Regions from separate parts of the Homo sapiens genome. Here region 1 is linked to region 2. A link is a loop called in an ENCODE intact Hi-C map of the cell type or tissue named here. Cell type or tissue: mammary epithelial cell. All regions are shown on one strand. Each heading gives the region's core, and the rest is flanking DNA. Links, peaks and the distances in the headings are about the cores only. Region 1 overlaps SHISA9 (shisa family member 9). Region 2 holds the start of SHISA9 (shisa family member 9).

What was found. Hi-C counts contacts between places; a loop is a spot of excess contacts. Peaks named below come from ENCODE experiments on the same cell type or tissue, not always from the same donor. Only the 100,000 strongest peaks of a DNase experiment are listed, where the experiment ranks them.
Region 1: it touches region 2 in a loop (4-fold over the local background); 2 of 110 quality-filtered maps call a loop at or near these places.

What each region holds. Positions count from the first base shown.
Region 1 is chr16:13,180,480-13,196,455 of GRCh38, reverse strand. All of the region lies in intron 2 of SHISA9 (shisa family member 9), which reads right to left. Among named protein-coding and RNA genes, the nearest start is that of SHISA9, 290 kb to the right of the region's middle. In mammary epithelial cell, for the core only: a CTCF peak has its summit at 9,464 (motif pointing right); no DNase peak of the experiment used is centred there.
Region 2 is chr16:12,892,657-12,908,632 of GRCh38, reverse strand. It overlaps SHISA9 (shisa family member 9), which reads right to left and starts at 7,035. Exons shown (of 5, transcript NM_001145204.3): 1 at 6,006-7,035. The coding sequence starts at 6,568. In mammary epithelial cell, for the core only: CTCF peaks have their summits at 8,908, 9,894 and 11,869; DNase peaks (open chromatin) are centred at 7,262, 8,892 and 11,862; H3K4me3 peaks cover 2,947 bases; H3K27ac peaks cover 708 bases.

The DNA of each region.
Region 1 (15,976 bases), core at 4,650-12,649, 290 kb before region 2:
GTACAGGGTCAGATATCTTGTAGAATGGACTTTTTTTTTTCTTTCTTTTTTTTTTTTTTGAGACGGAGTCTCGCTCTGTCGCCCAGGCTGGAGTGCAGTGGTGCAATCTCGGCTCACTGCAAGCTCCGCCTCCTGGGTTCACGCCATTCTCCTGCCTCAGCCTCCCGAGTAGCTGGAACTACAGGCACGCGCCACCTCGCCCAGCTAATTTTTTGTATTTTTAGTAGAGACGGGGTTTCACCGTCTTAGCCAGGATGGTCTCAATCTCCTGACCTCGTGATCCGCCCACCTCAGCCTCTCAAAGTGCTGGGATTACAGGCGTGAGCCACCACACCTGGCCTTTTTTTTTTTTTTTTTTTTTTTTTTTTGAGAGAGAGTCTTGCTCTGTCCCCCAGGCTGGAGTGCAGTGGTGCAATCTCAGCTCGCTGCAGCCTCTGCCTCCCGGGTTCAAGCGATTCTCCTGCCTCAGCCTCCCGAGTAGCTGGCACCACAGGCACACACCACCACACCTGGCTAATTTTTTTATTTTTAGTAGAGACAGGGTTTCACCATGTTGGCCAAGCTGATCTTGAACTCCTGACCTCAGGTGATCTGCCTGCCTCAGCCTCCTAAAGTGTTGAGATTACAGGCGTGAGCCACCACGCCTGGCCAAACGGAATTTGTCTCATATTTTTCTCATGATTAGATTGGGGTTATGGGTTTGGGAGTGAGGGGAATCACTGAGGTAAAGTGACATTCTCATAACATAGCAAAAATATGTACTATAATGACTCATCGCTATTGATGTTAAACTATTGCCTGGCTTAGGAAGTGTTGGACAGATTTCTCCTCTATAAAATTATTCTATTTTCCCCTTTTTTCACATTTTACTCTTTGGAAAGAAGTCACTGTGTGCCATTCACACCGTATCTAAGGAGTAGGGGTTATGCTCTACCTCCTTGAGTGGAAGAAATATCTACATAAACTATTTGGAATTATTCCTCATGGAAGATTTGTCTCTTCTTCCTCATTTATGTATTGATTCAATCATGTATTCATATCAGTGTAGACACATGGATATGTATTTTATACCTTGGGTTATAATCCACTACCACTTTATTTTGTTTTGTTGCTCAGATTGTTCCAAATTTGGGAATCGGAAACTATTTCAATTGTCTCCTTTGACAGATTCCCCTCATTTTTAAACTTTCTAACTTTCTGGCAATACAAGATTCCCCAGGCTCATCTTGTATAGATTTGTTATCCTGGTCCAAGAATCAACCATTTCTTCAAGGAGCCTGGTTCATTTTATTGGAGAATAATATTAGAAACCAAAATCTAGGTGCCAGGTGTGCTGGTTTTTTCTACTCCCTCTATGCTGACAAGGTAAGGGAATTTAGATATGTATGCTAATATATGTATATACACACATATCTACAAAAATTTACAGAAGCAACTATCCGTGTCTATATTGACCTAAGCATGAAGTCATCCTGATGTCTCCAACTCTAACTCACTGTCAGATGAATCATTCTAGCTTCCTCCCTCGATTATCTGTAACCTCCCACTCCAAGAATAATAAACCTGGCTCCCATTATCCACCATCCATTTGTTACTTGTTCAATTCCAGTACATAATTATAGCAATATCAGAATTGTTAACCCATATCCTCATGGGACACAACTTTATCAACTAGAACACAGTGCTTATGGACTATGTATTTTTTAAGTTTTTAATGTGTTTTTCTCTTCTTGTCTTCCTGAGTGTGTGGGCTTGGCTCTGGATGGCCCATGACTTCCATATGCCTGGGTAGGGTTGAGGAATTGAGATTTATTACAGAAGTAACACAAAAAATGATGATATTGATAATGATGAGGAAGGTGAAGACACACTTGTATACATAATAAACATAAAGGGGTTATGAGGTACCCCACACTATTCCATATACTAGCTAATCGAATTATCCCAGGCATCCTTATGAGATACTATTATCAACTCCATTTTGTAGAGGAGAAAACCAAGGCACAGAGAGGTTTGGCCCAAAGTTACATCACTGGAAACAGCAGAGCCAAGCTTTGAACCTGACAGTCTGACTCTAGAATCTGTGGACTTAGGCACTTCCTTATTGCTGCTGAAGGAGGTAATATTCAAATCTCTAACATTCAGAAATGATTTGGCAGCCAGACAGTAATACAATGTGAAGTCACGCACATTTGGAAGACATTTGTCTTTGGAAGGTGTTTTGTTCTAATTTTTTTTTTTAATCTCCACCTTTCGGCATATTAAGGACCGCACTTGGTTGGCAAGACCACAGGATTTTTACAAGAATGGACCAGAGAGGAATGGGATGGGATGTCTGACTCCTCCAGTTCTTGGGGGGATGTGAGAAGGAAAAGAAAGAGAGAGGAGGAAGACTAAGATCATGTCACCGACTTTCCCTCTTTGGGTTTCAGATGCAGGGTAGGGGAGGAATGTTGGATGAGTTGTGGGAAATGCTTGAGGCAGGAGTCTCTTGTCCTGCTTCCTCTGAGACTCTAGCAGGAGCTCATAGTGAAGCTCTGAGCTGTCACAGGGCAGCTGAGCCAGTTAAGAAACAGAGGGATATAATCTAACCAAAAGGTTGCCTGGTTGGCACTCCCCAATAACTCTGAGATACCAGATACCCCAAGAGCTGGGGTCTTACCACAGAACCTGCCACTATGGGGCAATGGGCCCTACACAGTTGTGTGGACTGGGTTTCCTTCCACTTCATTCTCCCTCCTTTCTCTCCTAAGCAGATGGTTATCACAGGCTAACTCAGACAAAAGTCATGTGCTCAGAAAGGCCAAATTGGCCAGGCGCGGTGGCTCATGCCTGTAATCACAGCACTTTGGGAGTCCAAGGCGGGTGGATCACCTGAGGTCAGGAGTTCGAGACCAGCCTGACCAACATGGAGAAACTCCATCTCTACTAAAAAATACAAAAATTAGCCGGGCATGGTAGCTGTAATACCAGCTACTCGGGAGGCTGAGGCAGGAGAATCGCTTGAACCCAGGAGGCAGAGGTCACAGTGAGCTGAGATTATGCCACTGTGCTCCAGCCTGAGCAACAGAGCAAGACTCCATCTAAAAAATAAAAAGGCCAAATAAAAAGGAAAAGGCACATTAACCATGTAAAAACAACTTTCCCTCACATCTCTTAAGTTAAACCATCCTATTTTACAAACAAGGAAACCAAAGCTCAGAGAGGTTGAGTGCCCAAAGCCACACAGCATGTTATAACAGTATCAGGATTTGATGTCAAGGTTGTCTGTTGGCAAAACTAATGTTTCCTTCACCAAGCTAGGCTGCCCCCAGAATGGATCAAGAAGAGCCTGGAAGTTCAGCATTGAACCACGCATTGAACCACCTCTGTGGACAGAAACTTCCTTCTGTCTTGAATAACTTCCTTCTTCCTGCAAAATTTCCCAGTCAGATGAGAAAACTGCTGGCCAGATCTATGCTTTTTTGTTTCTTCTTCTCCTTCTTCTTCTTTTCCTCCTCCTCCTTCTTCTTCTTCCTCTTCCTCCTCTTCTTCCTCCTCTTCTCCTCCTCCTCCTTCTTTCTTCTTCTTCTCTTTTTTTTGAGATGGAGTCTTGCTCTGTAGCCCAGACTGAAGTGCAATGGTGCTATCTCAGCTCACTGCAACCTCCACCTCTGGGGTTTAAGTGATTGTCCTGCTTCAGCCTCCCAAGTAGCTGGGACCACAGGTGCGTGCCACCACGCCCGGGTAATTTTTTGTATTTTTAGCAGAGATGGGGTTTCACCGTGTTAGTCAGGATGGTCTCGATCTCCTGACCTCGTGATCCACCCGCCTCGGCCTGTTTCTTCTATCCAGAGAACAGAACTTACTGTTCTATGCAGATAATAAACAAGTTTCCTCCCAAATTAGAAATACCCTGCTTCCTGGTGGAACCTACCTATGTGCTTGCCTCTTCAGCTTGGTTCATCCATCCATTCTTCCTCACATATTTTAGTGTCTATGGTGTTCCAGGCATTGTGCTTGGTTAACGATTCCCAGCTCTTATACCACTTACTAAAGAATTTCATAAAATTTTTCCAAAGCTTTCTTTTTCAAATTTTATTTTATTTTAGATACATATTTGTGCATATTTGTTACATGGGCATATTATATAAAGGTCAGGGTCGGGGTCCTAGTGTAGCCATCACCCAAATAGTGAACATTGTACCTGAAAGGTAATCTTCAACACTCACTCCTTTCCCATCCACCTCCCTTTTGCAGTCCCTAGTATCTGTGATTTCCATCTTCATGTCCCTGCATACTTACTGTTTAGCTCCCATCCATAAGTGAGAACATGCAGTATTTTATTTTCTGTTTCTGAGTTAGTTCACTTAGAAAAATGGCCTCCAGCTCCATCCATGTTGCTGCAAAGGACATGATTTCATTCTTTTTCATGGCTGCATAGAATTCCATAGTGTGTATATACCACATTTTCTTTATCCAGTCAACTGTTGATGAGCACATCAACAGTTTCCAACCCTCACTCCTTCCACTTCATTGGTTCCATAACTTTGCTATTGTGAATAGTGCTGCGATGAACATACAAGTACTGGTGTCTTTTTTGTATAAAATTCTACTAAAGCTTTCAATACTCAAGAGGGACCATGCTTTTGCCTAGCCCATGAGGCCACACTGGTCCTGCCCAGGGACATTCTTCATCTCCACTGTTTGCAACACACCTTCTATACCCTATGATGTGGCCTCAGCCATCTCTCTCTCCACAGACAGCACGATCCAGGACAACATAATGAAATAAGAATGGAGTTTTTAGTCAGTCCATTTTGGACTCAAATTTTTGCTCTTCCACTTACCAACAGCATCTTTGGGTGTCTTATAAAGCCTATATAAGCCTCAGTCTTCTAAGCTCTAAATTGGGACCATAACAGCTTCCTCATGGGGTCACTGTGAGGTTCAAATACATTATGATCATCATGCTTAGCAACGCACTGAAACATAGTAAGCACCCAACATATGGTAGCTAAAGCTTGCTTGATTGCCTCCAATTGTTTAGAAAGCCAAGACAACATAACAGGTGGCCATGAGGAAAAGAGGATGTTAGGTTTCCATAAGGTCCTCTCTGGGCTCAGAATTCTTGGACATAGTCTAGATTGTTCCATTGCCTCAAAACCAGACTAATGACAGGGAATGGGCAGGAGATGTCCCTGCTGGGGCCAATTGCACTAGTTAGTCTCATAAGAACAAAAAAGGAGAATAGACATTCAGAAATCAGAACAGAGCTCTGGCTTTTAGCACTGTTTTTCTTTCTAACCTTTCCAAATCTTTATGCCAGCAACCTTTTTGAGGGAAATCCTTAAAATTATGGTTTGAAATACCATGTAGGTTTTTTTCTGTCCACAAGCAAGGAAAAAAGAAGTATCCAATCCAACTCAAAATTACCCTGAATTTGTCAAAAGAGAATATAGCAGCCTAGGCTTACATCAGAAAAGGTTTATGTAGAAGGAGAATTGAATCTTTTTGAATCTTGGTGGCAGAGAGACCAGCAGGAATTTGCAATAAAGAAAAAAAAACACATATATAATCATAAAACCTTTGGAAAATGAGGCATTGGTGTTACCCAAGAGTTTATATGTTTGAGCATGAAAACTTAAAAAAAAAATTTGAACCATTTAGGATGGAAATATTTTAAAACTAGAGTTGTTAAATATTTATTTAATGCTCACTTTCAGCCAGTTTTTATGCAGGCTCTGGGGGACAGAGATTCATTTCAAAATCCCGGTTGTGCTGCAAATAGATAACAGTCTAGGGTAGGAGGCAGATCCGCAGCATGGCGGGATACATGAAGAACTAGTTGCAACCAGCAACGGTGAATGATGTGAAGCAGCAAAACAGAGGTTCCCGCGCAAGCACAAGAGAGGGCCACCTAATCCAGTTTTAGAAGGCAGGGGGCCTTGCTCATCTGTATTCTGCAAGAGTTTCAAAGGCAGCAAAAAGAAGAGGAGGAGTTCCATTTTGATTTGAAGTAGCATCATGTATATGTGGACGAAGAAACCACAATGTATTGTTATCAGTTCTGAAACAGAACATCCCTAACGTCCCATAACTCACCCTTGGTGGCTCACCATCATCATTCTAAAGACTAAAGGGTGTTTTGCATATTCTCACTCATAGGTGGGAATTGAACAATGAGAACACATGGACACAGGAAGGGGAATATCACACTCTGGGGACTGTTGTGGGGTAGGGGGAGGGGGGAGGGATAGCATTGGGAGATATACCTAATGCTGGATGACAAGTTAGTGGGTGCAGCGCACCAGCATGGCACATGTATACATATGTAACTAACCTGCACAACGTGCACATGTACCCTAAAACTTAAAGCATAAAAAAAAAAAAAAGACTAAAGGGTGTTTTATGCCCACAGCAGCCACTTCATCCAATTTAATGAGATACTATTAACAGGAGATGTTTGCCCCTTCACTCAATAGCCCCAGCCTACTATGGCTGTTTAGTTTCTGCCCCTTCTCTTCTCCTCCCTCTGCGTCCCTCTCCTCCTAATTCCTTCTATCGTGTAGTCTTCCTTTGTCTTCCATCATTGTCAGTCTGTTTTACCAGCCACATAGTGAGAGGCAGCCTTCTTTACTCGCAGTTCTAATGTGTTAGGAAATTAGAAACCAGATACTCAAGCTCGTTAGGATAAATTGTCATGTAACAATTAACCATATGTAAAAATACAGTTTTCTTCTGTAAAATCCTCTGCTCTCCTTTATGTTTTCCCCAAACTAACTCTGAGCCATCTTTCAGGTCTCAGCTTAAACACATGCCTTCCACATCGTTCTCTCTCCTTTCTCTCCAAAGCAGATGGTTACCACAGGCTAACTCAGACAAAAGTCGTGTACTCAGAAAGGCCAAATAAAAAGGCACATTAACCACGTAAAAACTTTTTACCCTCATATCTCTAAGTATAACAATTCTATTTTACAAAGAAGGAAACCAAAGCTCAGAGAAGTTGAGTGGCTTTCCCAAAGTCACACAGCATGTTGTAACAACATCAGGATTCGATGCCAGGTTTGTGTGATGGCAACATCGATGTTTCTTCCGTCAAGCTAAGCTGCCCCTAGCACATATCAGGAAGAATCTGGAGGTTCAGCATTGAGCCACCTCTATGGAATGAAACTTCCTTCTGCCTTGAGCATCTTCCTTCTACCATGCCCACCAACCGACCTCCCTAATCTTCATCCCCTCACTAAATACCCCTGTAGCTCCCTGTATTCATCTGCTAAGGTAATATAACAGAGAACAACAAATGGAGTGGCTTAAACAATGGAAATATATCTATAATCTCACAGTCCCCAGAGCTAGAAGTCTGAGGTCATGGTATTAGCAGGGATAGTTCCTTGGGAGGGTTCTCCATGATTCTCTCCTAGCTTCTGATGGTTACCTGGCAACCTTTGACATTTCTTGGCTTGGGGATCTCTGCTTCTGTCTTCACATGGCATTCTCTGTGTGTGTCTGCATCCAAATTTCCCTTTGTTATAAGGAGACCAGTCATATTGGATTAGGGACTCATCCTACTCCAGTGTGCTTCATCTCAACTAATTGCATCTGCAGTTAAGTCACATTCTGGGGGTACTGGGTGATAGGACTTCAATATAATATTATATTGTAACATTCCTTTTCCTTTTCTTCCTTACTCACATTAATACTTTCATTTATTTTCAATTCTTGTTTTCCTCATACCTTTTTTTTTTTTTTTTTTTTTTGAAACAGGGTCTTGCTCTGTCACCCAGGCTGCAGTGCAGTGGCGCAATCATAGCTCACAGCACCCTCGACTTCCTAGGCTCAAGTGATCCTCCCACCTCAGCCTCCTGAGTTGCTGGGACTACAGACATGCACCAGCATGCCTGGCTGATTTTTTTATTTTTGTAGAGACGGGGTCTTGCTGTGTTTCCAAGGCTGGTCTCGAACTCCTAGGCTCAAGCCATCCTCTCACGTTGGCCTCTGAAAGTGCTGGGATTACAGGCATAAGCCATTGTGCCCAGCCTCCCCACACCTTTCTGAGGTCAGGACGGATGTCCATCTCCTTCATCATTCCATTTCCAGTACTTAGCCTCACTCCTTACTGGATCTGAATTCTAACCCAGGAAAGGAAGAGAAAAAGAAAATGTTTTGCAGGCACCTGCTGTGTCAAGGCAGTTTGCAAGGTGCTTTACCTAAAAGTCAGACATTGCTCCAAGAAAAATGCATGAGCTTTCATGGACTGGGTTAGCAACAACATTTTGGTTGCTCTGAAATTTGTTTGCTCTTTTTTGGAGTGTGTGTGCAGTGGGTAAGTGTTTTGTTTATGGACCATTTGATGCCTGGGACAGCAAATGACCACACAAAAGGAAAGCAATATAACAAATGAGAAAAATGAGGCTCAGCTTTTCCCCCAAAATAAAGATACTACATTGATCAGGTAATAACACAGCACACTTCCCCCACGGTTGGAGGATGAAACGTGATCTACAGCAAGTCTCTAGGAGGGAACATCTCTACTCAGGGGTTGGAGGAACCTGTAGACAATCCCATATCAGGCTTTATTCATGAAATGTTCACTGTGCATCATCTAGGTTGAAGCTGCACATGGTCAACGTGTGGAAGCATGCTACTTTGTCGACAACCTTGTACATTTTGTCCACTCACAACCCCACTGAAGTTAGGGTGCAAATCTCCCCATTTTGCTTTGAAATTTCATTTTTAAGGATCTATCAGAAAAAGTATAAGTGAATGGTTATGAAATTCACAGCAAAGGTCACTATCATCAGTCTTACTCTTTTCTAGACCTTCAAAAGTTCCCCAGATGGGCTGGGCGCAATGGCTCACACCCGTAATCCCAGCACTTTGGGAGGCAGGGGTGGGTGGATCACTAGACATCAGGAGTTTGAGACCAGCCTGGCCAACATGGGGAAACCTCATCTCTACTAAAAATACAAAAATTAGCCCAGTGTGGTGGTGCACGTCTGTAGTTCCAACTATTCAGGAGGCTGAGACAGGAGAATCGCTTGAACACAGGAGGTGGAGGCTGCAGTGAGCTGAGATTGTGCCACTGCACTCCAGCCTGGGTGATAGAGCAAGACTCTGCCTCAAAAAAAAAAAAAAAAAAAAAAAAGAAAAGAAAAGAAAAGAAGCCTTCTCTGTCCCTCAAGGTGCCAATCCTACCTCCTGAGAAGTTTTCAGATAGTGAGGCTGTGAAGACAGAATGGGTCATGCAGAGCCAGAGAACTTGGGTTGCAATCCTGCCCCAGCAATGCATAAGTTGTCAGGCCATAGGCAAATTAATTAGCCTTCCAGAGTCTGCTAGGGCACATGGAATGGGGGAAACGGGGAAGTCAGTGCTGCTGCATGTGAAACAGAGGTCAACCAAAGAACTGAAAGCAGTATCTCGAAGTGGTATTTGTAGACCCGTGTTCACAGCAGCACTCTTCACAACAGCCAGGAGGTGGTAGCAACCCACGTGTCCATCGACAGATGAATGGATAAACAAAATGTAGTCTGCTCATCCAGTGGAATACAATTGAGCTTTAAAAGGAGGGAAGCTCTGACCCATGCCATGATATGAACAAATCTTGACAACATTATTTATGCTAAGTGAAATTAGCCAGTCACAAAAAGACTAAATACTGTATGATTTAATTTCTGTGAGGTCCCTGGAGTAGTCAAATTCATAGAGATGGAAAGTAGAATGGTTACCAGGGGCTGGAGAAGCGGGGATTGGGATTTATTATTCAGCAATGCAGAGTTTCATTTTGGGAAGATGAAAAAGTTCTGGAAATTGGTTGCACAACAATGCGAATGTACTAAACTCTACGGAAATGTACACTTAAAAATGGTTAAGATGGATGGCTGGGCACGGTGGCTTCACACCTGTAATCTCAGCACTTTGGGAGGCAGAGGCGGGTGTATCACGAGGTCAGGAGTTCGAGACCAGCCTGACCAACATGGTGAAATCCCATCTCTACTAAAAATACAAAAATTAGCCGGGTGTGGTGGCATGCACCTGTAATTCCAGCTACTCAGGAGGCTGAGGCAGGAGAATTGCTTGAACCCAGTAGGCAGAGGTTGCAGTGAGCCGAGATCGCACCACTGCACTCCAGCCTGGGTGACAGAGCAAGACTCCATCTCAAAAAAAAAAAAAAAAAAAAAAAAAAAGGTTAAGATGGTAAATTTCATGTTATTTTTTTCCCCACAATTTCACACATACACACACACACACACACAACAATGTGCTTCACATACATGTCCTTTATTCTCAAACCCATTCAATAAACCAGGCATTATTGTATTCATTTTGAAGATAAGAAAACAGAGGCAAAGGGAGGCTGTGAGTCACTTATTCAAGGTCACAAGCCTCAGAGACACAATCAGCTTCATCCAAAGCAAATGTTCTCTCTGTCCCAGCCAATTCGCTACCATGGAGTTCAAGGTAGGGTAAAATGAGATATGTCCTGAGAATATCACCCTTAGTGCTTGGCATGCGGAAGTGCTCTGCAATGTTAGATCCTATCTCGTTTCCCTATAACATTTCCAGTTTTACAAAACTCAGTCCTTGATTAAAACAACCTAGCCATTTTATTTTCCTCTGAAAATGCTCAGGGTGGTGATTGTTGAGTAAATCAAACCCTTTCTAATTAGAGATTGGGCAAATTTATTCATGAACAACTCACTTATCAAATAATCACCATGTGTCCATCCTAGGCTAGGCATCATTCTGGGTACTGAGGAAAGAAAAATGGACAAGACTCACTCCTGCCTTTGAGAAGCTCAGAGTCCAGTGAGGGAAACAGGTAAACAATTTCCTTGTAACACATGTGAGGTTATTAAAAAGCAGGTACAAAGAGAGATTAGAGGCAACATCTGTTTCAAATTGGGGCTTGCCTTTTTGTAATCCCTCCTATGCCAAATTTCTAAAAATGTTAATCAAGATATAAAAAATGGCCCAGGCTTGGCAGTCCATGACTATAATCGTAGCACTTTGGGAGGCTGAGGTGGGAAGATCACTTGAGGCCAAGAGTTCAACACCATCCTAGGCAGCATAGCAAGACCTCCATCTCTACCAAAAAAATTTTTAAGTAGCCAGGCATGGTGTCATGTCCCTGTAGGCCCAGCTACTTGGGAAACTGAGGCAGGAAGATCACTTAAGCCCAGGAGTTTGATGCTACAATGAACTATGATTGTGCCACTGCTCTCTAGCCTGGGTGATAGAGCAAGACCCTGTTTCTAAGAACAAGCAAACAAAGATATAAAAAATAAACATTAAAATGCATAAATAATACAAAAATGAGTTATCACTATATATCTGTAAGAATACCAAAAAAAGCAAAACAGAAACCAAAACACAAATCTGACAATGCCAAGTCTCAATTTAGGATATGTAGCAAGTGAAACTCTTGCACCTTGCTGTTGGTAATGTAAAATGCTACAGCTCTTTTGGGAAAATAGTTTCTTTTTAGACATATACTTACAATATGATCCTCCAATCCCACTGCTAGGTAATCAAGAGAAATAAAAAATTTTATTTACACAAAGCCTGTGTACAAATGTTTAAAGTGGATTTATTCATAATTGCCAAAAACTGAGCACAATACAAATATCCTTCAATGGTGAATTCATAAACACACTGTGGTACATCCATACAAACAAATTACACTCAGGAATTAAAAATGAATGGACTGTTATTAATACATGCATCATGCTAAGTTAGAGAAGCCAGACTCGAATGCCAGATACTGTCTGATTCAATTTATAAGACATTGTGGAAAAGACAAAATTATAGGGACAGAAGACAGAGCAGTGGCTGCCAGGTTCACAAAGGCCATAAAAGTGCAGAACAACGGAATTGGTGGTGGGGGAACAAAACTACTTTGTGTCTTGATTGCAGCGGTAGTTACAGCACTCTACGCATTTGTCAAAACTCATAGAACCATCCCCAAAAGAATGAATTTTACTGTATGTAAATCATAAAGTAAATTTAAAAAGTTTTTAAAAAATATGCAAAGACATCACCCTACTTAGAAACGTAGAGTAACTGCTGGTGTTCCAGAAACGGTGAGAGCTCTCTGAAATATGGAGCTTAAATGGGATTAGCTTAAGATGGGAATCCATAGCCCAGGATCTGAGGCAGAAAGTACAGCTGCAGAAGATAGGCTCAAACATCCCAGCGGTGATAGAGTCTGGAAACAAAAGCAGGTGAGGACGTTTACAGGTGATTAGTTATGTGAGGCAGTGGAATGGAAATAGGTGGGTAAGTAGATTGAAAACCATCCTGCCTCTTCCCAAACCATCTGGCTTCTCAATTTAGTGAGGCAGCTACTATGACTGAGAGTTCTTGGAGTGGAGGGACAGAACAATCCTCTGGGTAGAGGAGGGTGCTTAGGAAAAACTGCCCCCACCCAGAAGACCACCTGCCCAACCGTCTCCTGAGTGACATTTCCTGTCCCTCCCCCAGAGTGTGGATAAGAAACTGCCAGTAATAAGAGTTTCTGTCCGCCCCTCCCACAAGAACATAATGCTAACAAATCCAGCAGAGTCAACAAGGAACCACAATCACAAAACTTCACATCCAATCCATGGTCACTAACTGCATAATACCAACACCATGAAATAGGAAAGATAAACTCAAAAGTGGAAGAATTCAAATCCATGGAAACAGAGCCAAGAGAGCAATTAGATCAGGACCTTAAAGTAAGTGTAATTAACATCCTCAGAAGGATGAGAGTACATTGCATACCTGAAATGAGAATAGGTAGTTATGAAAAAAGAACCTAATAGAGTTATTCACAAAAGGAAAACATAGTTGTGGAAACCAAGATAGGGCACTTTATAGAGACTTAATTATGTATCCAGAGCATTCAGGGACGGTTTCTTGAATCTTTAAGCTCTCAGTTGGGAGATCATTTCTGTCCAAAGAAACTACAAGGATGAAGGTAAAGAACCATGAAAAAGCATTTTATGCCTTTTAAGGAACCTTACGAAAATCAGCGAAGCTGGAGCAGAAAGTACATTGGGAAGAGATCTTGTTTACTATAACTTCTATTACTAACACTAGCCATGGATTACTTTGCAGTGAAAGTGTTCAAGGTTTCTAAGTACACAAATACATAGTGTTAACACTTTTCAAGTGTGTTACCTAATCTGTGGCAGATTGTATTTTCTGAAGATGACCATCACAATATCTCCCTCTCTCATACGGACTTTGCAAAGTGATGTTGGCATTTTTTCCACCTAGTGGTGGAGGTCTGTGGCCCTTCTTATTAAACTTAGGCAGAACTTTGTGACTGCTTTGGCCAATGGAGTAGGGCAGAAATTATGCCCTGTGAATTTTGTGTCTAGGTCATCAAATGCCAGGCAATTCTACTTGCTTTCTTGGGACTCAGTGGCCATGCTGTAGGGAAGCCCAGGCTACATGAATAGCCACGTGTAGATGTTCCAGCCAACAGCCCTAGCTGAAGTTCCAGATGACAGCCAGTATCCATTGCCAGACATGTAAGAGAAGCAACTTCAGGGTGACTTCTGCTCCAGTCACTGTGTGACTGCAACTGTGTGACAGACCCTGAGTGGGAACTGCACAGCTGAACAGAGTCAACTCCAAGAACTATGGAAGATAATAAAATGATTGTTTTTTGTTGTTGTTGTTTTAAGCTACTAAGTTTCCAAAGATGGTCATCACAATATCTCCCTCTCTCAAATGCATTTTTTGCAAAGTGATGTTGACGTTTTTTCCACCTAGTGGTGGAGGTCTGTGTCCATTGCTTATTAAGTTGTAGAGTGGTTCAGTACACAGCAATGACATCAGAAAAACATCTTAGTTTGTATATCTGAAACACTAGATTTGCATAAGCTCCAATTCCAAATTTATAAGAAATCAAATGAGATGAACTTTAACCTGAAATCCCAACATTTACTACAACTGAGGCCATCAGAGGAAAAATAGAACCCTTATACCTTTGACTCAGTGTTATAAACCTAACCGGTCACCATCATCATTAGTGGATACACTGAGACCTGCTGGAAAATAAAAAGGGGCAAGTGATATGAATGCCTGATCAAAGAGGAAAGGAAAGGTTCTTCTTTCAGCTAAACATTCCTAAACCCAGAGGATGGTTTTATACAATGAGCTCCAGGCTTGGAGTTTTTGGCTATGTGACCTCAGGTAAGTTACTTAACTTCTCTGATGTCCCCTGTCCCTCACCGATAAAATAAGAATAATGACACTTATTTTATAGGAAGTCCCCATTTTCAAAACTATCTGGCAAAAATGAACCCACAAAGATAAATGAGAGATACTATGGCAACTTAGGTGAAACCTATTGTTAGAACTTGGGATGTCCCAGACATAATTATTTTCTTTACATATTTACTCTGAGCTTGCTAGATGTTCCATCACTATGTAGCTTCTGGTCACCATTGGCTCTGGCACGATTTCTGCCTCCCCACGTCAGTCCCTGCACACCTGATGGCTGTTTTGCACCATACTTATTGCTCGCATGGAACAAAACCTTTGTTGAATTTCCACCTAATGTCACTCTTCATTCTTTGCTGGTTCCCTTAAAATAATTCTAAGTGAATCTTGAATCCCTTCCTGCCCAACACACACATCTCAAGGGTATTTTAAAGGTTGTGACCTTCAGATTCTCCTTTCAAAACATTTTTCAAATTTATCCCCCTTCTCCCCATCTCCATCACCCCCTCTTTAGATGAAACCAGCATTGTTTCCTACCTGGACCTCCTATTGAGATACCTCTCTTTCTCTCACTCACTTCCAATCCATTAACCACTCACAAGTCAGGGTAATCTCTAACACACGAGCTATGACATCATTCCCCTGCTTCAGACCCCTTAACTAATTCCCGCTGCACTTTAGAATAAAATCAAAACCCATACCATGTATGACAAGGTCCTGCATGATCCCGCACCTACCAACTTCTCCAGACACATGGCATTACCTTTCCCATTGATCTCTATCCCCCAGCAAGCTGAGCCCTCATTTAAACCTTCAAATATGTGATTTCCCCCCTCACAGCCTTCATACACATTCTTCCCTTTGCTTAGAATGTTCTCACTTCTCTTGATTTCCCATTCATCTTTTTGTACTTTGCTCGTATATGTGTGTGTGTGTGTGTGTGTGTATATATATATATATATATATATATATATATATATATATATATATAAAATTTTATTTTAGGAAAGACTTTCTTGGGCCTAATCTCCCATATAAATCTGCTCTACCCACCATAGTAATTATAATTATTATTATGATTATATAAACAACAAAAATAATGGTAACAATAAAACCCATTATTTTCCTCCATAATCATAGTTTATAAAATGTATATATTTATTTGCAGGATTATTTGATACCTGTCTTCCCCACTGGATGTGCAATAACAATATCTATTTTGCCTACTGGTTTAATGCCAGTATCCAGCACAATTTCTAGCCCATGGTAACTGCTCAGAACGTTTTTGGATGAAAAAAAATAGTGAATTAACACTGAGTGCACGATTCCAAATGTTACTCCAATTGACTATGATTCCATCAGGTGTCTCCTGAAGCAGGAATAACTCTCCATCTGGAAAGGAGACTGTCCCCCACATCAATTTCCTGGGACATGGAATGTAGAATCCTACTTAGCACTCTGTGTAGTGTTGATAATCCTGATTCCATAAGGATGGCTCAGTCTCTCATTTTCAGTTCCACAAATTGATCTCATTTGATCAGTTTGTTTATTTATTTATTTAGAGACAGGGTCTCACTCTGTCACCTAGGCTGGAGTGCGGTGATGCAGTCATGGTTCACTATAGCCTCAAACTCCTGGGTTCAAGCAATCCTCCCACCTCAGCCTCCCAAGTAGCTGAGAAGACAGGTGCATGCCACCCTGCCCAGCTAATTTTTTAATTTTTTATAGACACAAGGTCTCACTGTGTGGCTCAGGCTGGTCTCGAACTCCTGAGCTCAA
Region 2 (15,976 bases), core at 4,602-12,601:
GCAGGTTTGCACTCAAACGCAGTGCAGCCTAGCGGCCAAGGATCCGTGCACTCAGACTGTCCAGGTTTGAAGTCCGACACTCCACTCTCCAGGGGCAGGTTCGTCCTCTTGGAAAGAAATCTGTGCCTCCATAAACAGCAGATTGTCATAGAGCCTACCTCATGGGGGAAGGGTATGAAATTAAACGAGAATTTACACATAAGCTTATGGCAAAATTGCAAAACCAACAAGGATTTTTCAACACCACTTAGGCCAACACTTTGCAATGTATTTAACGTAGTCACATATAGACCCTCCCTCCTATTCTGCACCTGCCAGCCCCTCCCACTCAGATTCAAATGCAAGTCCAGAGAGGTTAGGAGACTTGGTCAATGTCACACAGTTAAATAAATATAGCAGAGCAAGGGTTAGTAACCGAGATCCAGATGACAACATAATTCTCTTCAGTAGACAAGAGGTAAAAAATGTCAATAATAAGGATGATGATAAAAGGGTAATAGTTGTGACAGGTCCTGAGCTCATTGTTTTCCAAGCCCTGTCTCAGTGAATCCTCCACCTGCAGACAACAGCCTGAGACTCAGAGAGGTGAAGCAACCTTCCCAAGGTCACACAGCTATTAAGTGGCTGAGCTGAGATTGAATCTCAGGCCATCTGACTGGAGTCTGCGCTATGCAGAGCAACTTGACTGACTCTCTAGAGGCTGCAGTTAACATAACAGAGTGAATTGGGTGGAGGTGGTGACTGAGATGAACCCAAGAGCTTCCTGAAGGGGGCAGTCATCACTTAGTGGCAACCAATAGCTGCTGCGTGAAAATGCAGATCCAATGTCACCAGACCCACTGAGTTCTCATGAGAAATCAGGAATCTGGATTCCTGCGTGAAATCTCCCAGTTTGTAAATGTTGGCAACTGAGTCTCAGCTGGTTTTAAAACACCACGCATAATAGAGACTAAAGAGATTTCACAGCCAAATACAATGAGCTGGGTCCCGATGTGCAAAACCAAGCTCTGAAAGACCTGTTTTTGTGCGAGTGAGAAATTTTTAAATGACTGGATGTCTGATGATATTACGGGATTTTTGCTCTTTTTCCTGGGTGTGATAATGGAATTGTGCTGTGTAGGAAAATGTCCTTGCTCTCAGGAAAGCCCCCTGCTGAGATATTAGGGACTAAGTGTCATGTCTGCAACTTATTTTCACATGTTTCAGCCAAGAAAGAAAGAAGAAAGGGAGGGAGGGGAAGAGGGAAGGAAGAAAATGAGGAAGGGAAGAAGATGAGAAGAGGGGAGGGGAAGGAAGGAAAGAGAAGGGAGAAAAGGGAAGGGAGGAAGGAAAAAAGAAGCAAAGAAGGGAGGAAGGGAAGAAGACAGAAGGAAGAAGGGTAGGAAGGGAAGAGAGGAAAGAAAGGAGGAAGGAAGCAAGGAAGGGAGGGAGGGAGGGACGGAGGGAGGGAAGGGTGGAAGGGGGATGGAGGGAAGGAGGGAGGGAGGGAGGGAAAGGAAGAAAAGAAGAAAGGAAGAGAGGAAGGAAGGAAATAAGGAAGGAAGGAAAAAACAAAGGAGGAAGGGAGGGAGGGAAGGAGGGAAGGGGGAAGGGGGATGGAGGGAAGGAGAAGGGAAAGAAAAAAATATGGAAAGAGTGTGTGAGCAATAAAGCAACTATGACAAAATACTAATAATTGTTCAATCTAAGTTAGTGGTTCTCAACTGGGGCCAGTTTTGCCCTTTGCCCTTAGATGACATTTTTCACTGTCAAAACTGGGGTGTGGAGTGTGTGCTACCAGCATCAGTGGGCAGAGACCAGAGACGCCGCCAAATATCTTGCCATGCACAGGACAGCCCCGTACAACGCAGGATTCTCCAGTCAATAGTGCCAAGGTTGAGAAATCCTCATCTAGATAAAGGATATAGTGAAGTTATGTTATGATTTTTCAAGGTTTTTTTGTATGTTTAAAACTTCTCACAACACAAAATTGAGGAAAACTTAAAAATAAAAACACCTAAGTAGAAATACCTTGCAGATCAAGCAAAGCATGACTACATGGTTTGGTATCCATAGCTGGCTGCCATGTGCAGTCATTTATTCTAATAAATAGTGACTGACTGTGGCTGCTCTTGCAGCTGCTCAATGGGCATTTGTTCGGTTCTTACGAGATCCCATGCGAGCCTCCCCCCACCGCTTCCTGGAATTGCTGTCTTTCTCCTTTTCTCAGCCCTAATTAGCCCAGAAGCAAGCAGGCCACAGGCCCAGGACTCTGAACCTGCAAACTGGTATCTTGGAGGCCTCTGCAGCAAAACCCAAGTTTACTGGTCACTAGGGGCAAAGTTTATAATGGGGGTGCGACAACATACTTTATGTCTTTCAAGAGAATATGCTTTCAGTCTGGATGAGAACAAACCCCCATTCAGGGTCCCTTGCAGCTCCAGACAAAAATTAAGAGGCTGTGACTGGCAGGTTAATTTCACCTGGAAGCTGCCTGTGACTGGCAGGTTAATTTCACCTGGAAGCTGCTTTGTGTCATAGCAGCCTCTCTGATGCCAAGCTTGGCAAGTTGACACCCACTGGAGCAACCCTTGGCACAATCCGGCAAAGGCTACTGGGTCAGTTGCCATAGCTGGGACTCCAAGTGATTAACTGCGTAAGCAGCCCAGGATGCATTTGGCAGGTACCTGGGGTAGCCCCAGCACCACAGAAAAGTTACATACGTTGAGAAACAAGCAACAGAATACAAATACGGTCAGGCACAGTGGCTCATGCCTGTAATTCCAGCACTTTGGGAGGCAGAGGTGAAAGGATCGCATGAGGTCAGGAGTTCGAGACCAGCCTGGCCAACCCCAGGCCAGGTGGAACCCTGTCTCTACTAAAAATTCAAAAAAATTAGCCAGGTGTGGTGGTGCATGCCTGTAGTCCCAGCCAGTCAGGAGGCTGAGGCAGGAGAATCACTTGAACCTGGGAGGCGGAGGTTGCAGTGAGCGGAGATCCTGCCACTGCACTCCAGCCTGGGTGACAGAGCGAGACTCTGCCTCAAAAAAAAAAAAAATGCAAATAAAATAAGAGATTCACAGTGGCTCCTCTCCTTTCTCCTGGATTAATTTATCCCTCCATCAGCCCTGTGAAATATCCCCAAACCCAAGACCAATGTTTCCCCAAGTGTGGACCACTTTATCTCAAAGCCATTAGGGGAGTGGGGGTTGTTAAATGAAGATTTCTCGGGCCCACCCAGAACCTATTGATTCACAATCTCTGTGGATAGAACTCAAGAATCTGCATTTTAGGACACTGCCCCAGATCCTGATGTTTATTCAATCTGAAAACATCTGTCCCAGACACAATTAAAACCAGGAGACTGGTAATGCATAATTTCCTAACTGTGTGATCTTGGACACAGCACCTCACCTGAGCCATGATTTTCTTGCATGTATGTGAATATTAAAATAGTACCTGTCTCATAAGATAGTTGTGAGAACTAAATGAGAGAGTGTTTACTTGCACACACACACACACCCCAGTACAGTGCCTGGCTCCCTGCACAGTGCTCAGCAGGCATTAGTTCCTTTTCCTTAACAGCGATTGGCTGCACATTAGCATCACCTGGAGAGCTTTTCAAGGTGCAGATGCAATCGGGCACAGTGGCTCATGCCTGTAGTCCTAGCACTTTGGGAGGCTGAGGTGGGAGGATCACTGGAGGTCAGGAGTTCAAAACCTGCCTGGCCAACATGGTGAAAACCCGTCTCTACTAAAAATACAAAAAATAAATAAATAATAATACAGATGCTCAGGTCCCACCCTAGAGATTTGGATCTAAGTAGCCTAGGGTGGGACCCCTGGTGACAGGATTTTTTTTATAAAACATTCTAGGTAATACTACACAGCAGTTACAGTTGAAAATCATACCTTAGAAGCTGCCAGTAAAAATCAACAACTCTCTTTTCGGGAGTATGCACTTCCACTCCATTCTGGAATTCTCAAAAATGTATACTGGGAGGACCTGTGTTGAGGCTCTGGTACCCTAGGACTGGGTCCCCTAGATTCTGCCACCAGGCCGACCCTCCCTATACCTGCAGAAGAAAGTAGCTGCAACCCGCTCAGCTGTGTTCATTTTTCCCCCAGCAGAGCTGCACGGGGGCAGGACCAGGAAGTTGGGCCCTTGGGTAACCGGTAGAGAGCTGTCACCAGAACGCCCAGATCAAAGAGGGCTGATCTAGCATCACTTTCTCCCACAGATGCCCAAAGGTTAGCTCCTCTCCCCACCTGCTCACCTCCCGTCAGGCCAACCATCAAGGAGGACTCTTTTAAGAGCTGGTTCGCGAGGGCAGGGCTTGATGGAGATTTCAGCAGTAGTTAACCAAATCTGCAAGGCAGCCTACCTGTCTCGGAGTCAATCTTTCCCTACCAAGGCGACACCCGCTGCCTCAGTCCTGAGACCACTTCTCCCCTCATCTTAACACAGACCCGGGGAATTAACAGGGACTGGCCTGGCCGGTGGGGCTGGGGACAGGCCACCCTGTGGTTGCGGAAGGTGGGCGGGGCCAGAGCTTTACTCCTTTAGTAGGTCAGGGTTTCTTTGAAGCCCCTCGGAGCTTACTTCTGTGCAGCAAGACCCCACCATCCACCCACAGCTCCCTGCTGACCCAAACCGAGAACTTCCTCACCTCTTCCCCCAAAATCTCTTCTCTCTGGGGGAAAAAAAAAAATCTCATCGGATACTCTGCGTATAAATAGAAAATAATTACTAGTGAGGTGGTGATGTTCCTTTGCCTATTTTTGGTGGGTCTCTTTGTTCAGATTTTTTAGGCATCACACGGAGCGCGTGCACACACGCGCGCACACACACAGGCCCCCGGCAGAGGGGGCGCGGAAGAAGGGGTGGGGAGAGGGTAGAGAAAAATACAGCGACTTCGTTGCCCAGACTCTGAAAGGGGACAGTTAAAGCTTATGCCCCAACCATCCAGCTGTTCGCAGGCCGCTAGTCACTCCTTCCACCCCGCCCGCCCGGACCTCACGCCAACCCCCAGCCTCTCCCGCGGCCGGGGGCTTAGTGCTCCTAGTGGCTGCGTCCTCCGCCTCCAAAGTTACGGAGTTTGCGAATCGATTTAGACACTTAAAATAAAAAAAATTTAAAAAAAGCAAAAGGCAAATAGCTCCATTAATCCCCCAAAGCCTTCTCCCATCTGCTGGAACTAGCTGGTGCTGGGGCTTGCATAATGAACAAGGCAAACCCGAAAGTTGACGAAATCAGGGTGCTTGGAAGTGAGGGCGCGCGAGGAGGGGGCTCGGGCCCCCGGAGTCCACGCCAGCCAGGGCAAGGGGCTCAATCTGCAGCGATGGCCACGGCCCCGGGCAGGGAGAAGTGGTGGCCAGAGAAAGGGATGAGGTGGGTAAAGGGGCGGGGGCAGCTGAGGTCCCAAATCCAGGGACGGCGAAGCTCTGGGAAAGCGAGGCGGCCGCTCCAAGCAAGGCTTTTGTTCTCGCCCTCCCCTCACTCCACCTCCCTCGTCTCCTTTTCGCGAGTCGTACGAGTTGCAGGCGGCACTCACTCTGACCCTCCCTCCTTCACACACGCGCGCTCGGGCTCACACACGCCCCCCTCCCCTTTCGGGCTCGCCTGCCCCTGTTTACCAAAAAGCTAGCACCTGGAATCCGAGGGGTGCCATGGACCCTCTCCCCAAACCCGAAGATTTCGGGGCCACGGGCTCCCAGGCTACGTGTCTCAAGTCCGCCTCAGTCACCAGCGGGAGGAGGCGGCCAGAGGGTGAGGGAGCAGAGTCACACACACACACACACACGCTCACACACACACGAACACGCTCAGACCCACACCTGTGCTGAGCCCAGCGCCCCTTCTCCGTGTTCCAAGCCGAAGTTGGCTTCCCGGTGACATCCCCCAGCGGAGAGGCTGGGATGCGGGGAGCGGGGACCGTGGGGAGCGCCATTGCCTGGGGGAAGGTGGGGAGGAGAGAGCAGGGAGAGCGAAGCCCCGAGGGGAGGGCGAAGGGGAGGCAGCCCACCTGGACATGTGCTCCCTTTGGGGCCGGTGCGCTTTCTCCAGCCCCAGCTTGGTGAAGATGCCCACGAGCACCATGACGGCCACCACCCCGCAGATGATGTAGACGATCAGGTTGGTCTTGTCCTTGGTGGGGTCGTGCAAGGGGTCGTCCTTGCGGGCGGGGGGCTTGCCGGTGTTGAGCCAGAGCGGCGTGTCGTAGTTGGTGCAGGTGCTTTGGTTCAGTCGCCGCTTCTTAAACGTGCAGCAGAACCGGAAGCCACAAGTCCCGCAGCAGAAGATGAAGTCGCCCGAGCTGCAGTTGAACGGCGGGTCCCACTGGCCCATGACATCGAAGTAGCCCCGGCAGAAGTCCGGCGTGGGCGCCCGGGTCGGGGGCGCGTCCGATGCCTCAGCGCCCTCGCTGGCCTCTCCGGAGGCGGCCCCGGAGCGGTTGCCCCCCGCCAGCAGCAACACGCCGCCCAGTTGCGCCAGCTGCCCGTGTCCCGCTCGCTCCTGCGCCCGGCACACGCGGGCGCACAGCTCGGTGAGGAAGCAACCGAGGAGCAGCCGAAGGACGCGGCGCATGGTGTCTCCCAGCCCGGGCTCGGCCGCTCGGCCGCCGCTGGAGCCTCTGCGGCCGCCTCTCGAGGCGCGGCCGAAGCTGCCGAGGCTGCTGCCGGGAGCTGCGAGCCGCCGCGGGCCGCACATGCAGGGAGCGGCGCGGGGCGCTCGGTGGTCGGCGGCCACTGCGCTCGGCTCAGCCCGCGTTCGCCTCAGCCCGCGTTCGCCTCCAGCGCGCCGCGCGCCGAGGGGCCGGCCGGGGAGGAGCGCGCCCGGCCGGGCGGGGGGAGGATGAGCGGGGTCAAGCGCGGGGTGCAGGTCCGGCCGGCCACTGGGTGAGGCGGGGGTGGAGAGCAGAGGAGAATCGGGCTGGCAGCGCCTAGCCTTGGCCGGCAGCCCCGGACTGGCCGCCCCTAGCCCTCTCGCAGTATCCCTCTCACCTCACCAGCTCGCCAAGTGCGCTGAAGAGAGCGAAGCGACACTTGTGGAATGAAGGGAGGGCAGGAGGGAAGGGGGAGGGGGAGGAGGGCGGGCAGAGGAGGCGCGGGTGGGGGGGGGCGGGCGCGAGCTCTAGAGGGGCGGGGGCGCGGGGAAGAGGTGACTAGAGCGGGAGCTAGCTGGGGGGCGTGCAGAGCTGAGCCAGGCGAGCGGACGGGGAGGAGCGAGCTCGGCAGCAGCCGAGGCTAGAGGAGCCGCTCGGATTTCCAGGCAGGTGGAAAACCGCGGCAGGACCTCCCGCGCCCTCTCTGGGTAGGAGGCGCGGCTCAGCCCTGTCCAGAGCGCAGAGGCGGCTCAGCTCGTAGCTTTTTCACCGGTGCGTGTGCAGGAGCGGCGGCCGAAATCTGTGCATCAGGGGAAGGATGACTCGGAGAGGATGGGGACAGACTAAATGGCTTTCACTCCAAGACAGACTGGGTGCAGTCTGGTCAGGATCGCCCCTCCCAGGCGTGCGGGGCCTCCTTGCCCTTCCCGGCTGCGCCCTCCAGCCCTGAGCGCAACCCGCATGGCTCAACTCTCTGGGCCCAAGCAAGGACCCAGGCGGAGCTGGGAAGGACAGGTGGCAAGCCCCTGAGCCAGGGATAAGCACCCTCCGGGGGAGAGGGGCTCGGGATGAACGAATCAAAGAAGGTCGGGGGTAAGAGGGGACAGCCGAACAAGGCCGAGGCTATGGCGTGTCCTGGAAGGTCTTTCCTTGGAAGTCCCCCAGCCTCTCGAACCTGCCGCTTTCTGTCCCTCTTCGCCCCCGCAGCGTTTTCTGCGCTCCACAGGAGGGAACACCGCGGCGCCGCCTCTGCGCTCCCGGATCTGGCGCAGCGCAAGGCCTGGGCACCCAGCCTCAGCCACCCTCCCGGACCTGGAGCCCGCGCATCGGTCTCTGGAGCTGGCTGGCCCCTGTCCCCACGGATCCCCCCGGAAATCCTCACCGGGGGCTGCAGAGCTCTGCCTTGCTTCCTCAGCTTCCAGCCTCCCGTCTCCTCTGTGTTTCCAAATCTGCCCTCTCTCTCCTAGCGAATTCCAGCTCCCCGGAGGCCCTCTCTCATTTCTCCCACCTCTTTCTCTCCTCTGCTTGAATTTGACTCCAGTAGCCCCAAAACAGGATTTGCACCAAAGCTGCTACACCAAATTTAGATCTCCCCACGCCCCGGCGTTTTGTTTTTTAATTGCATTAACTAAGTATACACTTTGCAGGCTGCTAGGCGATTTGCAAGGAGATAATGTTTCCACAACCCTCCTCTCCACTTGGCTGCAGTCAAGGGCTTCTCAGGGCATCTTCAGAGAACGAAAAGTTGGGCGACATGTAAAATGGTTTACTAGGGTCCCCTGAATTGAGAAAGGGTGGGAGGATTTATTGGGACTCTGTTGCAAGTTTTCTCCAAATGAGAAGTTTGGCTAATCGCCCCTTCTCTTTGAAAAAAAAAGTCACATTTTGATGTTTCAAAAAAGATTTGCAAACACACAGCAAGACATTGACAGGGCATACCCAGGAGTATTATATTCCAAACCCATCTGGGGAAGGTATGAACACGTTTAATCCAGATTCACCAGATTCATTATAATAGAATCCCCAAAATAGGAGAGTATGGAAAGTCTGTCATGACTGGCAACCCACGCCCACCACCACCTTGTGAGTCCTACAAACACAAGCACTGGTGTGTGAGAGCTAATGAGAGCTGACATTTATTCAGTGCCTGCAACATACTCACTAAGCTTGCTTTTTCTAAAAGCAGCTCCTCAAGAAAGCTTAGAGCAGTGCCCAGCGTATAGCAGACAGTCTGGAAATATTTGCTGAACCACCGAGTGACTGGTTTCATGTAACTCTCTCTCCCTTAGGTAATAGTACCAGGCCCACACAACAGAGGGAGAGAATGAGCCCCAAAGCAGTTAAACCAGTTGCCCAAGTAGCTCTGCCAAATGAGTGCCAGAATTGACATTTGACCCAAGAAATTTGAGTCCAGAAACTGCCCTCCAGCCACTACATGAAATAGGCCTCCAAACTTTCTGTCTACCTCCTACTATATTATGTATTTGCGTTTTCGTCTGTTTGCCTGCACTGAGATGTGAACTGTGTAATGGAGAGGGCCTCGACTCCCATACCATGTCCCCAGCCCCTAGAACCCAGGCATACGGAGCTGCCTTGCGGGTCCATGGCTGCGCCCTCCAGCCCTGTGCGCAACTCCAGGGATTTGAGCCTTTGGGGTTGTGCGGGGCTGCAGGGTGCAGCCCCGGGGTACAGTTCTAAGCATGGTAAACACTCAAAAAAATGCATGGGTTGTATTAATTAATTTATGCAAGACTCTGTCTTAAACCAAAAGAGGAAAGGAACACTTAGGGCATGGATGATGGAGTATCTGCTGTCATTATGTATATAAAGGGTGGGAGTTTTCTATATACTACATTGGAAATGGAAAGGGACCCTCCAGCGGGCTTCCTATGTTCCAGGAAGCTGTGGCTCAGAGGTTAAGACCTTTGTGGGAGATCACATGGACAGCAATGACCCCACCAGGGCTGGATTTAGACGCCCAACTCCTAACCCCGGCCTCTTCCTCCACTCTGTGTCCGACTCCACTTCAGCAGGTATTAGGGCAGAGTTTAACCAGGGACATGGGAGAACAGTAGGTCACAGGGTTCTTTCTGCAAGGGTTGGGAGTTTTAAGGTACTTGTAAATTTGATTAAAAAAATACTTCAGAGAAAAGAGACAAAATCTGGACAGAAAAGTCCATTTCAGAATCTGCTTCCAATCTCTGTAAAATATTGCATGTCACCTGGACATTTGACTCCGGTCCTCAGAGGAGGCTCACTGTGACTGCTGCTCCTCGCTTTAATTAACAGAGACTGCCCCCTGTTTGTGTCAAGAAGAGCGCAGAGCTTGTGCTGGGGAAGGAAGCAGAAAGCCACCCTGTGTGGCTTATGTGCCAATGATTCTAAACCTTAAAACTCCTATCCCATCATGAGCTTTCCCCAAACCAGATTCCCTTCCTGTTCCTGTCTGCTGTAGTGGCCACCACTCCCTGGTATATTGCCCCAGCCTGTTTCCCAAGCCTTTGAAAAATATTAAAAAGAGAGAAGAATCCTCTGGGTTCATTTTACTCTGCAAAGAAAAAAGTCAATTTCCTCTGAGCATATCAAGTCAGTAAATACAGTTACTACCATGGGTGGGTACTTACTGGGAACAAACACCTGTATGGAAAATGTGAGTGAGAAAGTATTTATTTCAGGGCTCCTGGCAGGGAGGGGTAGGCATTATAAATGACCTAATTGGAACACCTGGTGAGCTCATGGAAGATTAAAAATCATCAGCAATGTCCCCCCACCATGACCCAAATGAATTCATGCAAACGCATTGATATTAAAATGCAGCTCTTAATGAAAGTGCTTTCTATGAAAGAGAGGGTGACATTATTATTTACAACACAGGCACTTTTAATATCTAAAGAAGAATCTCATTTGCTCTAGCCTTAATTATGTCAGACTGCAGTACACACAGCAAAAAGAATGCAATTGTACTCCCTAACAATTAGAGAAGGGAACCATGTCTTAATAACAAAGGATGTTTGGTTACCAGGACATTGCAACCACTGTTCATAAGCAACTCAACAAATTGAATTATATGTGCTCTGGCCCTCACCAAAATGAGTGGTTTGTTAATTGTCCTCCTCAAGTGGCTTTTAGGGTTTCAAAGAGGTTTTTAAGCAGCTGTTAGCCTTGAGGAGAAAAAAAAAAAAAGAGAAAAAAACATAAGTGAAATGTAGCTAGCACCTTGCCAGTTTCAAGCAATAAGCTGATTTGATGTATTTGATTCTCTCCTGAAGAGATGAGGGAAGCCTTAGAGAAGTGAGCTAGGTCTGAGCCAGATGCGGTGGCTCACACCTGTAATCCCAACACTTTGGGAGGCTGAGGTGGGCGGATCATGAGGTCAGGAGTTCAAGACCAGCCTGGCCAATATTGTGAAACCCCATCTCTACTAAAAATACAAAAGTTAGCCAGGCGTGGTGGTGCATGCCTGTAATCCCAGCTATTAGAGAGGCTGAGGAAGAAGAATTCCTTGAACCTGGGAGGCAGAGGTTGCAGCGAGCCAAGATCACACCCCTGCACTCCAGCCTGGGCAACAGAAGGATACTCCATCTCAAAAAAAAAAGTGAACTAGGTATGAAGTTTGGTTCCCCGGGACTGGTGGTGGTAGGGAAGATGATTTTTGGTGGTACCCCAACAAAGATCTTTTTTATATCAATGGTTTTACAGATATTTCAATGTGTATTCGAAAGAAAATAATAATGCATCAAACATGGATTCACTGGAATAAATGTTTAAGGTGTATAGTTAATAATTTTAAGTCTATCAATGTAAAGTCAATTATGGAAAAAAGACATTATAGTATTTACAAATAAAGAAATAAAAATAAAGAAAACAATGTGAAGTGTCTGGTACTAAAAACTGAAGTTTAGGAAGCACAGGCTTTGGTTTTCCCTCAATCCAGGGTTTCTCAATCTCAGCACTATAGACATTTTGGAGTGGATAATTCTGTGTTGGGGTGGGCGGGAGGTGAAGCGCTACTCCCTGGAAAATTGCCCCAGCCTGTTTCCTGAGCCTTTGAAAAATATTAAAAGGAGAAAAGAATCATCCGGGTTCATTTTGCTCTGCAAAGAAAAAAAGTCGATTTCCTCCGAACACATCAAGTCAGTAAATACAGTCACTACCATAGGTGGGTACTTTTTGGGAATCTGCCCCTGTATGGAACATGTGGGTGAGAAAGTCTTGTGCTGTCTTGTTCATTGTAGGACATTTAACAGCATCCCTGTACTCTACCCATTAGATGCCAATAGCACCCCCTGGTTGTGACAAACAAAAATGCTGCTAGACGTTGCCAAATGTCCCCTGAGGGGCAAAATTGACTGAAACCCAGAGTCATGGCTGTGTTTAAGTTCTGGCTCTTTCTCATAGGATATCTATGACTTTGAATAAATCACTTAATCTCTCCAAGCTTAGTTTTCTCATCTGGAAAACGGGAATAAGAAGGGTGCCTATACCCAGGGATGTTACAGATGATTGATACTTTGCATAAAGTGGGTGGCCAGCGAGTAGAACCTCAGCAGTGCTTAATAAATGGTCACTCTTACTATAGTAAACCTGAAGGATGACAAGATGCCAGGCAATGAGCTGATGTCCAGGAAGATAGATGACTGAGACAAGGGCTTTGCCCTCCATGATCTCAAAATCTTCAGGGGAAGATGAAATATAGAGACAGAGAAGGCCTTATGGGTATGGGACTTGTGCAGTCCCACAGTTCTCCATGTTCTAAAGGGCCCCATGCTTGGTTCAGTGCTCGGCACTGGGAAAAATCATTTTGACTTTTGCACTGAGCACCACCAATATTGTAGCTGGTCCCGTAAACAGGTGATGCACCTCTAGCAGAAATAGGGGTTAAGGTTACAGGAACTTAAAAGAGGATGTTTAGCTCCATTTACAGAGGAAAGGATGGCTTCTCAGGGATGGCAGCATTTGAGAAGTCATAGTTAAACGCATGTAAGCATTTTCAGAAGCAGCAGGAAGAATTTTGGTAGACATTCTTCAAAAGCAGTTCTTAGGCCAGGCGGGGTGGCTCACGCCTGTAATCTCAGCACTTTGGGAGGCTGAGGCGGGCAGATCACCTGAGGTCAGGAGTACGAGACCAGCCTGGCCAACATGGTGAAACCCTATCTCTACTAAAAATACCAAAATTAGTCGTGCATGGTGGTGGGCTTGTGTAATCTCAGCTGCTCAGGAGGCTGAGGCAGGAGAGTTGCTTGAACCCAGGAGGCGGAAGTTGCAGTGAGCTCAGTGAGCTGAGATCATGCCATTGCACTCCAGCCCGGTCGACAAGAGTGAAACTCTGTCTCAAAAAAAAAAAAAAAAAAAAAAACAGTTCTCAAATGCTAGAACAATACCAATATGTGTTGAAGGTTTCAATGGTTCATAGGAAATTGAGAAAAATAAGGCTGATAAAATGTGTTGAGTAAACACCTTTCACATTTGTTGGACATTGTATTAGTGTCACAATTTACTTTCTCAAATAACGTTGGAGTTAGTAAATGTTAGTTTTGTGTTTATGAGGGATGTGTGTGTGGTATTTAAAAAAAAATTCTTATCAGGGAAAAATGATCAAACCTGTTAATTGGGGTTAAATGACACCAATTTTTAGTCATTTTATTAAAGGTGAAATTCAAGTCTGTGGTCACTAATTTAAGAGCTTCGCAGTAGCTTTTGTTTACAAATGAAGTAGTAAGTTTAAGCAATTATCTAAATAATTTAATTCCTTTCAACTATGCTATGAAACCAAAATAGGTTTTGGGATCATGCATTTTCCAGCTAACTACATTGATTAAAATAACTTAGTGTATCCCCAGGAATCAATGGAGACTAGATGAAAACCCCACAGTTGTTTACTCTGCAGACCCCTGTCTCTCTGCTCAGACTCCTGTAAATACAGAATGTATCAGTTAGTTTTTGCCATGTAACAAATCACCCCAAAGCTTACCGGCTTACAACAACCATTTTTATTTAATTAACAGTTCTGTGGGCTGGCAACTAAGGTTAGTCTCAGTTGCACGATCCTGATCTTGGATGGGCTCACTCATGCATTTGCTGTCTTGCAGGCCAGCTGTGTCCAGGTTCACCTGGAATACACTTCAGCTGGGACAGCTCTTCCCCACTCCATGAGGTCTCATACTCCCTCAGGCTAGCCCAGCTTTTTTTGCATAGAGGCATGGCAGGTCCTAAGAAAGCAAGAAGAGGCCAAGCGCAATGGCTCATGCCTGTAATCCCAGCACTTTGGGAGGCCGAGGCAGGTGGATCACGAGGTCAAGGGATGGAGAGCATCCTGGCCAACATGGTGAAACCCTGTTTCTACTAAAAATACAAAAATTAGCTGGGCGTGGTGCCTGTAGTCACAGCTACTCGGGATGTGGAGGTTTCAGTGAGCCAAGATTGCGCATTGCACTCCAGCTTGGCAACAGAGCAAGACTTTGTCAAAAAAAAAAAGAAAGAAAAGAAAAGAAAGAAAGAAAGAAAGAAAGAAAGAAAGAAAGAAAGAAAGAAAGAAAGAAAGAAGAAACACACAAATCCTATTGAGACCCGATGTCAGAACATGCGCCCCATCACTTCTGCTACATTTTATTTGCCAAATCAAGCCATAAAGCCAGTCTAGATTCAGGGGGTAGAGAGACTTCTCTTGATAGAAAGAGCCAAAGTTACACTGAAAACCGAGGCATGCATATGTGTGACGCATGAATAAATGCAGCCTATTTTTTGTATCAATTTACCATATAGCTTAAATCTCATTACTACCAATCACAATCAAATGAAAATCTCCATATCACCAAGGCTGCCCAACCAACAATATTCAGAGGATTGGCGAGTATACAACCAGCCTTTGCCTCAAGAGACAAGTGTAATACATGTAATAGAAGCTATGACTGTAAAATAGCATCCTATTGGACTCAGGGGAGAGTTTAATACATTTAATACAACCTGGGGGTCAGGAAGGTAGAGTGGTGGGCTGGATAATGGCCCCCCTCCCCAAGATATCCGGGTCCTAATCCCTAGAACCTGAAACCTATTACCTGGCAAAAGGGGCTTTGCAGATTCAGAAGCTGGTACACATGAATTCTACTGCAACCAAAGAACTAACAGTCATAGAGAGCTGAATAAGCTGTGTTTTCGCCTACATATTCAGAATAACCCTCGGAAATTTGAAAGTTTGGTGTACCAGTATGAAGACACATGTCCAAGCCAATGAACTGGGAAGTCTTTGACATCACTCTGCTTCTCAACTTTCATATCCCAACAGTCACTAAGTTCTGTCAATTCTCCCTTCTAAGTGAATATTGAATCCTTCCTTTCCTTTCGTCTCCATTGTCACTGCTTTAGTTCAGGCCCTTATCACTTCTCACAATGACAATTGCAAGTCCGTCTAGTCTCACTCCAGCCACTCCTACACCCATGTCTCATCCCAAATCCAACTGCCTCTCATTCACTTAACGAGCCCTTATTAGATGTTCGCTTTGTGCCAAACACTACGTTAGGGGCTGGAGTCAACAATAAATAAGAAAAAGCTTACAATCCGATAAAGAAAACAGATTGATTAGTCAGGTTAGGTCATCTGCTGTGATAAACAAGCCCAAAATCTCAGTGCCTTAACAGAATAAATGATGACGTAGAAATCCAGCATCATCCTGAAATCATTTACTTCCAGCCATGTGGATGGAGGTGAGAAAGGATCAAGTGGGGCAATATCTGGCCTAGCCTGGAAGTGGCATATATCATTCCCACCATATTCCATTACTTGAACTCAGTCACATGAGCCAAATGGAAGAACCAAGGCAGCTGGGACATGTAGTTTTCCTATGTGCTCAGGTAAGGATAGAGGACTGGTGTGTCTATAACCAGCCCTTGCCTTGAGACAATTATAAGATATGTAATAAATGCTATGATCGGAGGATAGCATCCTGTTGGAACCAGGCAGAGAGTTTAATACATGTAATACAACCTGGACATCAGGAAGGTAGAATGGTGGGCTGGAGCAGTCATAATGGTCCCCCAAGATATCCAGGTCCTAATCCCTGGAACCTAAAACCTATTACCTAGCAAAAAGGACTTTGCAGATGTGATTATACTAGAGATCTGGAGATGAGGAAAATATCCTGGATCATCCAAGTTGGCCCTAAATTTAATCACAAATGTTCTTATCAAAAAGAGATTGAGGCCGGGTCGCAGTGGCTCATGCCTGTAATCCCAGCACTTTGGGAGGCCAAGGCGGGTGGATTACCTGAGGTCAGGAGTTAGAGACCAGCCTGGCCAACATGGTGAAACCCCATCTCTACTAAAAATGCAAAAATTAGCCAGGCGTGGTGGCACATGCCTGTAATCCCAGCTAATGGGGAGGCTGAGGCAGGAGA